3 separate regions of the Homo sapiens genome follow, and regions 1 and 3 are each linked to region 2. A link is a loop called in an ENCODE intact Hi-C map of the cell type or tissue named here. Cell type or tissue: A673. All regions are shown on one strand. Region 1 has its middle 19 kb from the start of GADL1. Region 2 overlaps GADL1 (glutamate decarboxylase like 1). Region 3 overlaps GADL1 (glutamate decarboxylase like 1).

Region 1 (2,500 bases), 130 kb after region 2:
TGGCTTGGATTGGAGACATTAGAAAAATGCACCCACCAAAGGTTTGAGGAGGTTTCCAGTGGCCATATGCTAGACTTCTTATGGCACAAACTTTCCATGGCAACCTCTGTAGTAGTTTCCTATGACTGCTGTAAAAATTGCCACAAACTTGGCAACTTAATACACATTTATTGTCTCACAGCTTCTGGAGGGCAGAAATTTAAAATGAGTTTCACTGGGCCAAAATCAAGTTATCAGCAGGGCTGTGCTCCCTCCAGAGGAGCTAGAGGAGAATCTATTTCCAACTTCTAAAACTGCATCCCTGAATTCCTTGGCTCATAGCCCCTCCCTCTATCTTCAAAGCTAGCAGCTTAGCACCTTGCTTCAGTCCTCAGATTGCCTTCATCTGTCTCTGCAGTCACATCTCCCACTGCTGCCTCCTTATAAGGTCATTGTGATTACATTGAGGGTACATCCAGATGATCTAGGATAATTTTCCCATTTTAATATTTTAGGATGATCACATCTGCAAAGTCCCTTTTGCCAAATAAGGAAACATTCACAAGTTTCAGAGATTCTGACGTGAACATCTGTGGGGGTTATTATTCAGACAATTTACCTGACAATTTACCTAAATAGGAGTGAAGAAATTGACCAGGATTTTTTTTTTCTTTAAGGATAGGAAGAAGTACTAATATATGCATATGAGCAGTTCTAACATTCTTCATACAGTCTCACAGAGCAAGAATATGCCCCTATTCCCAGCTCTAGAAATACCACTGCAAGTGGCAGCTTTTAAAATCCATTCATGTATTCATTCTTCCATCCATCTATTCATTTATTTATTCATTCATTTATCAGGCAACAAACAGTTGTCGAGACTGTACTAGGTCCCAGGCACTGTGATAAGAATTAAGTAAAATACATTCCCTGCTCTCGAGGGGATTACAATTCATGGTGATGATGGGCGATGGCAGGAAATGACCAGTTAAGTAAGCTAGAGAAATACTGTTTTGAATGCTGCTACAACGGAGGTATGACAAGCATTGGGAGGTGCTGTGTGTCCTTGAAGTAGGGCGATATAAAGTTAAATTTGCTAAGGAAATGCAAAAGACAGTAATATTAGATATCTTGGTGTTTTTGGTGAAATACGAATTTTTCTTGATGACTAGAGCACTGGTTATTCCATTTAGCTACACATTTGATTCCCCTGGGACTAGGGAGAATGATTAAATACAGATGACTCAGTTCTACCTCAGATATTCTGGTTTAATTGGTCTGGGGTGAGTTTTTAAAAATTGGGATTTTTATTTTATTTTATTTATTTATTTATTTTTTTTTTTTGAGAGGGAATCTCACTTGCCCAGGCTGGAGTGCAGTGGCATGATCTCGGCTCACTGCAAGCTCCGCCTCCCAGGTTCACGCCATTCTCCTCCGTCAGCCTCCCGAGTAGCTGGGACTACAGGCGCCCGCTACCACGCCCGGCTAATTTTTTGTATTTTTAGTAGAGACGGGGTTTCACCGTGTTAGCCAGAATGGTCTTGATCTCCTGACCTCGTGATCTGCCTGCCTCGACCTCCCAAAGTGCTGGGATTACAGGCGTGAGCCACCGCGCCCGGCCAAAAATTGGGATTATTTTTAAAAAAACTTGCAGGTGATTCTTTTTTGTTGTTGTTTTTTGAGATAGGGTCTCACTCTGTTGCTGAGGCTGGAGCACAGTGATGTGAACACGGCTCGCTGCAGCGTTGACCTCCCGGGCTCTCAAGCAATCCTCCTGCCTCAGCATCCTGAGTAGCTGGGACCACAGGCACATTCTACCTTGCCCCGCTAACTTTTTTTATTTTTTCATAAAGACAATCTCATTTTGTTGCCCAGGCTGGTATCAAACTACTGGCCTCAAATGATCCTCCCACCTCAGCTTCCCAAAGTGCTGAGATTACAGGTATGAACCACCATGCCCAGCCCCAGGTGATTTGAATGTGCAGCCAGGTTTGAGAATTGCTGGCCTAAAGCAGAATGAAGGGCAAATGCTGAGACAAGAGACTAAGCCAAGGGAGAGGTATAAGCATGGCTCATCACAGAGAGTTGTGTGCCTCCCTAAGGGATTCTCTTTGAGCATCCCTTAGGAAGGGATGATTTTTTTGTTTTTAGTGGTGACTTCCAACAACCTCCTTTCTTGCTCCAATGGTGGTTTGCTTTATGGCATTTGCCTCCAGGCTGCCTTGGCTTCTCAGGTGTTTTATACAAAAGCATTAAAGCAGGCTAGAATTGAACAAGTTTATGTTGGTGCTCTGAATTTAAGCAGCTGGAAAGTGATTATGCTGTGTACTACACATAGGCCTGCCACAGACTAACCACATGCCCTTAGGCAAGATATTTTCTGAGGCTGATTCCTCATCTGAAAAATGGGGATAAATATGTAGAAACTCATATTTATTGGTTACTGTGATGTATAAAATACTTGTGAGAGAGAAAATCCTTAGAGCAGTGCCTGGCACACTGGAAGTCCTGAGGAAAGCTT
Region 2 (2,500 bases):
GCTATACCATCATAGGCTTCCAATAATTCTTCTTAAGGCAGCCAAAGTTGGCCCCTACACCTGGCAAATGCAAAAGCTTTGATTACCTGTGAGATGATAACAGCGTGACCTGCTTGGGCTTCACTAACCAGCACTACTATGACCCTAGCCAATACTGCTTTTGAAAAAAGAACATCACCTTGACTCCCGGCTCTCGAATATCAGTAAAAGTGCGAATTAGCTAGGGGACCTATTCAAAATGTAGATTCTCATAGGAACTCAGGTTCCTATGTTCAAAATGTCCAATGTCTAAGTCCATCCTAGAAAAGGCTAAAGAATTGGCATTTTATGAAGCATGTCAAGTGATTCTGAAGCGGGCAGTTTATGTTCTATCAGAAACTCTCATCTACACTAAGTAATCATAACCCAGTTATCTTCCCTGCCAGTCTGTTTTTCTATCAGACATGACTTGCTTAAACATGGGACTGTATTGTAACAGGCTTTAGCCCAGCCTTTGTCACGCAGACAAGGCTTTGTCCTCACTGGACAAAAACATAGGAAATGCGATGACTACTCAATGACTAGGAGATCTGGGACATTATGTTGGGGGTTCACAAATTAGACATATAGAATTGTATTCAGGAAAGATTGTGTCATATGCATCTTCCTCATTTGATGCTTCACACTGACAATATTTGAACTGATTTTCATTTTCTGCCATAAACAGTTTGTAATAACCAATGTTGCAACAGTTCTCAATAACTGTCAGAATTATGCTCCAGTATATAAAGTTTCAAAGCATTTCATCAAGAGGAAAGACCCATCATCTCATATCTTAATAAAAAGTAGTTTAAAATGAAACACTGTAATTCAACTCAATTTTCACAAACATCTATTGAGACTACAGTCATTCTTACAAATCTACACAATTTATACCTGGATCTCTGAAGTATTGAAAGTAATGGCAAAAACCACAATGACTTTTGCAGCAACCTAATATAATAGATTTATCTAGGATAGACTGTACTGAACTCCCAAATTCTTTGAGCATTTAATGTGAACACATTTTTCAAATGAAGTAACTATACCTGACTAGAAAGTAGAAGAAAAATATAGTAATTATCTGTCACTAGATTGTGTTATGTCAGTTATCAATTTATTGCCTCTCAGCCAGAAATCTACCCTTTTTGAGTGTCCTAAAATAATGTAGGTGGACTCTGCAGATATTTCTCCCATGACATGTGGTCCAATCTTAGACTTTGTCAGCAGAGGGTGCTGGAGAGACACTGGAGAAGGAAGGAATGCTTTCCTGGTGTGGTGTGCTCACTTTCATGGGTCTCCTACAGAATCTGTGGTTCATTTCAGCAGTACTGGTGACCAGAAACATAAGTACACCCCCACCCATCTACCCCAGTAGCTTCCCCCAGTACACCCCTTTCAGGTGGCATCACGTGGCATCACAGCAGACAGGCAGCAAGTGGAGAGCCCATAAATGGCTTTTCCTGGCATACTCCCCTCAGGTGGTTTCAAAGGAGAGAGATGCCAGCTAGGCACCTTGCCTTGGATGACTTCTCTGGCACTCCTTCTAGGTAGCTTGCAGTGATTTCCAAGTTGTGGCATGGCCCCTGTAGATGGCTTCCCTCAGCTCAGCACTCCAGACTAGATTTCTAGTGAGTACCACCAATGTAACATCTCAGTAAACTTTTCTGCTATCCCATGAGCCAAGGTCATACTCTCTCTGAAGAGGTCTAGACCTCAGTCCTGGGAAGGGATGGACTCTCCCTTGGGCGCTCTATCTCAGTGCCAGGTGTGGTGGCTGCTCTCTATATCAGCTACTCCTGTTCATTTTTAGGTTTTTCATTCTCTATGAGGCAATCCTCCATTACTCCAATCCCTTGCTAATAATTATTGATATTACACTTTCCCACTTTACCATGCAGTTCTTGTCTTCTGAGTGGACTCTAATATGTCACCAAATTTGTTATTCCCTTTCATTTGCATAGGAACATTACAAAACAGTTTACGATGTTTTATCTATTATGGGTTCTATATTTTACAAGTTAGGACTTAGATCTGATTCCTTTTGCCCAAACAGAAACTTACTAAAAAATGCAAAAGGTCTATCACTAAGCACTTTTAGAATGGAATGGCTTCAGTGCTACAACATTTGAAAGCTTATAAAGCCCTTCTGACACTTCACTTCATTGGAAGAAATTTGATGTTTCATTTGGAATATCTTTGCTTTGGTCATTTCCAAAATTAAGAGTTGAAAAAGTCTTTGAATTTTTGCAAAAATATATTTGACTTTTTCCTGTCTCTGCCTCTGTAGCTTGTATTTTACATAATTCTTAAAGAGACTTCAAAGCACTAATGAGTATTTTCAGAGTAAATCATTTGTATACCCCTTAATTTTAATTGCCTACATATGTGAAAGTCTGACTTCTTGGGTGTCCTGAGAACACATTTAGTCTATGTTCTAAAATCCACAAAATTAGGAAGGTATTTACAGGAGTCCAAGTAT
Region 3 (2,500 bases), 110 kb after region 2:
CCCTCCTTGTAAAAGCAATGCAAATTCCTACATAAGAATCAGAAATATAATCAAAAGAATTTAAGGAATATTCACAATCCCATCTACCTAGAGACAACACCTATTCTTTGCTATCTAGCCACCTAGAACCTCTTGCAATGTGTAGTCATTGTCCAAACATGAAATGCATTCACATAGTATTCTATACTCTACCATAATTTATTTTAGCCATCCAGCTATTAGATATTTAGATGTTCCAAACAATGCCTCTTTGTTTGATATGTAAATGGTTACTAATTTTTACTATTACAAACAGCTTCAAGGAGGCAAAGGTGAATATAAACTTAAGATTTAAATGCAAAAATGAAAAGAACTTAAGATTTCGGGAATCATGCATTGTCATGATTCTTGTCACTCTAAATCATTCATGTATGAGTTTACTGAACAAACACATGTTAAATATATGTACCTATTATGTGCCAGGCACTTTGCTAGATGCTGGGGATGCAGTAAATAGACAGATGTGTTCCATACCCTCATAGACATCAGGGAAGAAATAGATATATAGAATTACAAGCATGTAAAAAAGAATGATGATATGGGCAATACAGCCTTTACCAAACACATTAGAAAAACCAGTGAACAGAGATAAAAATCTTGAAACATCTGTGGTGGTAACTCCATTATGCCAGTGACCAAAATCCTTTCTGAAAATCGCCTCCCTATGAATCACCTGGACTCTTAATTCATTCTCCTGTTTTAATATGTAAATTAACTACTCATTCTTTCCTAAAACTGAAAGCCCAAATTACAAAGACTCAGCAGCAGACCAAATGTATAGAGTGTGGGGTAATCATGCAGCTAGTGGATATTCTTCATCAATAGGTGAATATGAGATTGTGCTTGGTAGCATTGTGGAGTTGAGTGAACATCACCATGGGCTCTTCCTGTAAAATCACATGGTGCTTAACACATTTCAATAACCTCATTAACTTTCACATACAATTTTCTGAACATAATAAGTCTATAACCTACTACCTGCCATGCATTGTGCATATTATTCCTAATCTTCATGATAATCCTAAACAGTAGATATTTTTATCCCTACCTTACAAATTAACAAACTGAGGCTCACAGAGGTTAAATCTGGTATCCAGAGACCCAATCTGAACAGGCTGTCGGCTAGAGTATTTACTTTGCATTCTTCCTTCCTTCCTTCCTTCCTTCCTTCCTGTGGTTACCAACAAGAGAACAGCTGTGGTGAGTCTGCCTGCTCCCAGGGTACTGCCTTATAAAATGGATTCATCTGTCATGATCTGAGAGGAACAGAATCAGTAAACCTACCCCAAGAGAAGGGCTGTTATAGAGAGTTCATCCCTTGGGATGCTGCCCTTTTCCCTCAGAGCCAAGCTGCTTTGATCCTTAGCAACCAAACAGCAGAGCACATATACATGCCCCTGAGAGAGGGGCAGTGAGCTGCCTCCTCAGGACTGCCACATCCAGCCCTACCATGAGTGCGAACCTCCCAAAACTGACAGCTTTTCTCCCCATCCTTCCCACTCAAAGAGGAAACAATGCTACTGTCATTTCAAGGAACTTAAAGCCACACACATCTCAGGGTCTTCTCCAGCATTCTTCCTGTGGTCCCAGCAGAGGCAGGCAAAGGAGGCTGTTCCAGGTCACTGGCCCATATTCTGTAACATAGGCCAGGGCCAGGGATTAGGTGTTAGGAGTGTAGGGGTGCGGGACTCTGGAGTGAGAGCCCTGGGTTTAACGCCCAGAGCTGATCTTTACCCTCTCCAAGACTTGGTTTCCTTAAAATAAAAAAAAAAATAAAAAGCAGATCATAATAGTATCCCCATTGACTTGTTAACGAAGGTTACATAAGATGGTATTTGTAGTTCGGCACAGCAATAGTAGGGACCATGCACCCAGTGATGAATTTTGCCTGTTGGGGGTTTCATTTAAATGATAAGAAATAAACAAAAAATGAAAAAGTCACAGAGAAAAAGAGAAAATCTAGAGTGGGGTAAAAAAAAAATACAGAAATTTTGGTCCCAAATGTCATGATTTCAATTTTATTACAACATGCCAGTCTTATAATGGTATATAAAAGCCAGCATTTCAACAACAAATTTTTGACCCACCATGAAAACTAGAGTTTTACTTCTCTTTTAAACATGTTTTAACAAGAATCAAAGCTATTCAGGAAGAATGGAAAGTTGTGCTATTATTTCAAGTGATAGAGAAAAAACATTATTTGAGTCTGAAGAATCATTCATTTTTAATATAATGAAAATTTGAATCTGATATAACTAATTGCTTAAACCTCTCTTGCATGTACTACAGCAAGATCATAAAAGATATCAAAGCATAAAGAGCAGAATAAGAATTCTTTATCTGCAACAGGATTCCCTATGGTATTCTTCCGTAATGTATAGGTCTGTAACAGATATTCAACAAGAGAATTTAAGACAAGATATCATTTAACATACGAATTCAATGTTACCTTCAGGATCTC

The links. Hi-C counts contacts between places; a loop is a spot of excess contacts. Peaks named below come from ENCODE experiments on the same cell type or tissue, not always from the same donor. Only the 100,000 strongest peaks of a DNase experiment are listed, where the experiment ranks them.
Region 1: a loop joins it to region 2, with 2.5 times the contacts of the local background. A loop is called at or near these places in 7 of 110 quality-filtered maps.
Region 3: it touches region 2 in a loop (6-fold over the local background); 12 of 110 quality-filtered maps call a loop at or near these places.

Annotation. Positions count from the first base shown.
Region 1 is chr3:30,912,197-30,914,696 of GRCh38, forward strand. No RefSeq gene overlaps it. Among named protein-coding and RNA genes, the nearest start is that of GADL1, 19 kb to the left of the region's middle. In A673, no CTCF peak of the experiment used is centred here; a DNase peak (open chromatin) is centred at 955.
Region 2 is chr3:30,778,629-30,781,128 of GRCh38, forward strand. All of the region lies in intron 13 of GADL1 (glutamate decarboxylase like 1), which reads right to left. Among named protein-coding and RNA genes, the nearest start is that of GADL1, 110 kb to the right of the region's middle. In A673, a CTCF peak has its summit at 1,249 (motif pointing right); a DNase peak (open chromatin) is centred at 1,273.
Region 3 is chr3:30,889,851-30,892,350 of GRCh38, forward strand. The region is part of intron 1 of GADL1 (glutamate decarboxylase like 1); the gene reads right to left. Among named protein-coding and RNA genes, the nearest start is that of GADL1, 3.6 kb to the right of the region's middle. In A673, no CTCF peak of the experiment used is centred here; a DNase peak (open chromatin) is centred at 1,241; H3K4me3 peaks cover 985 bases; H3K27ac peaks cover 2,500 bases.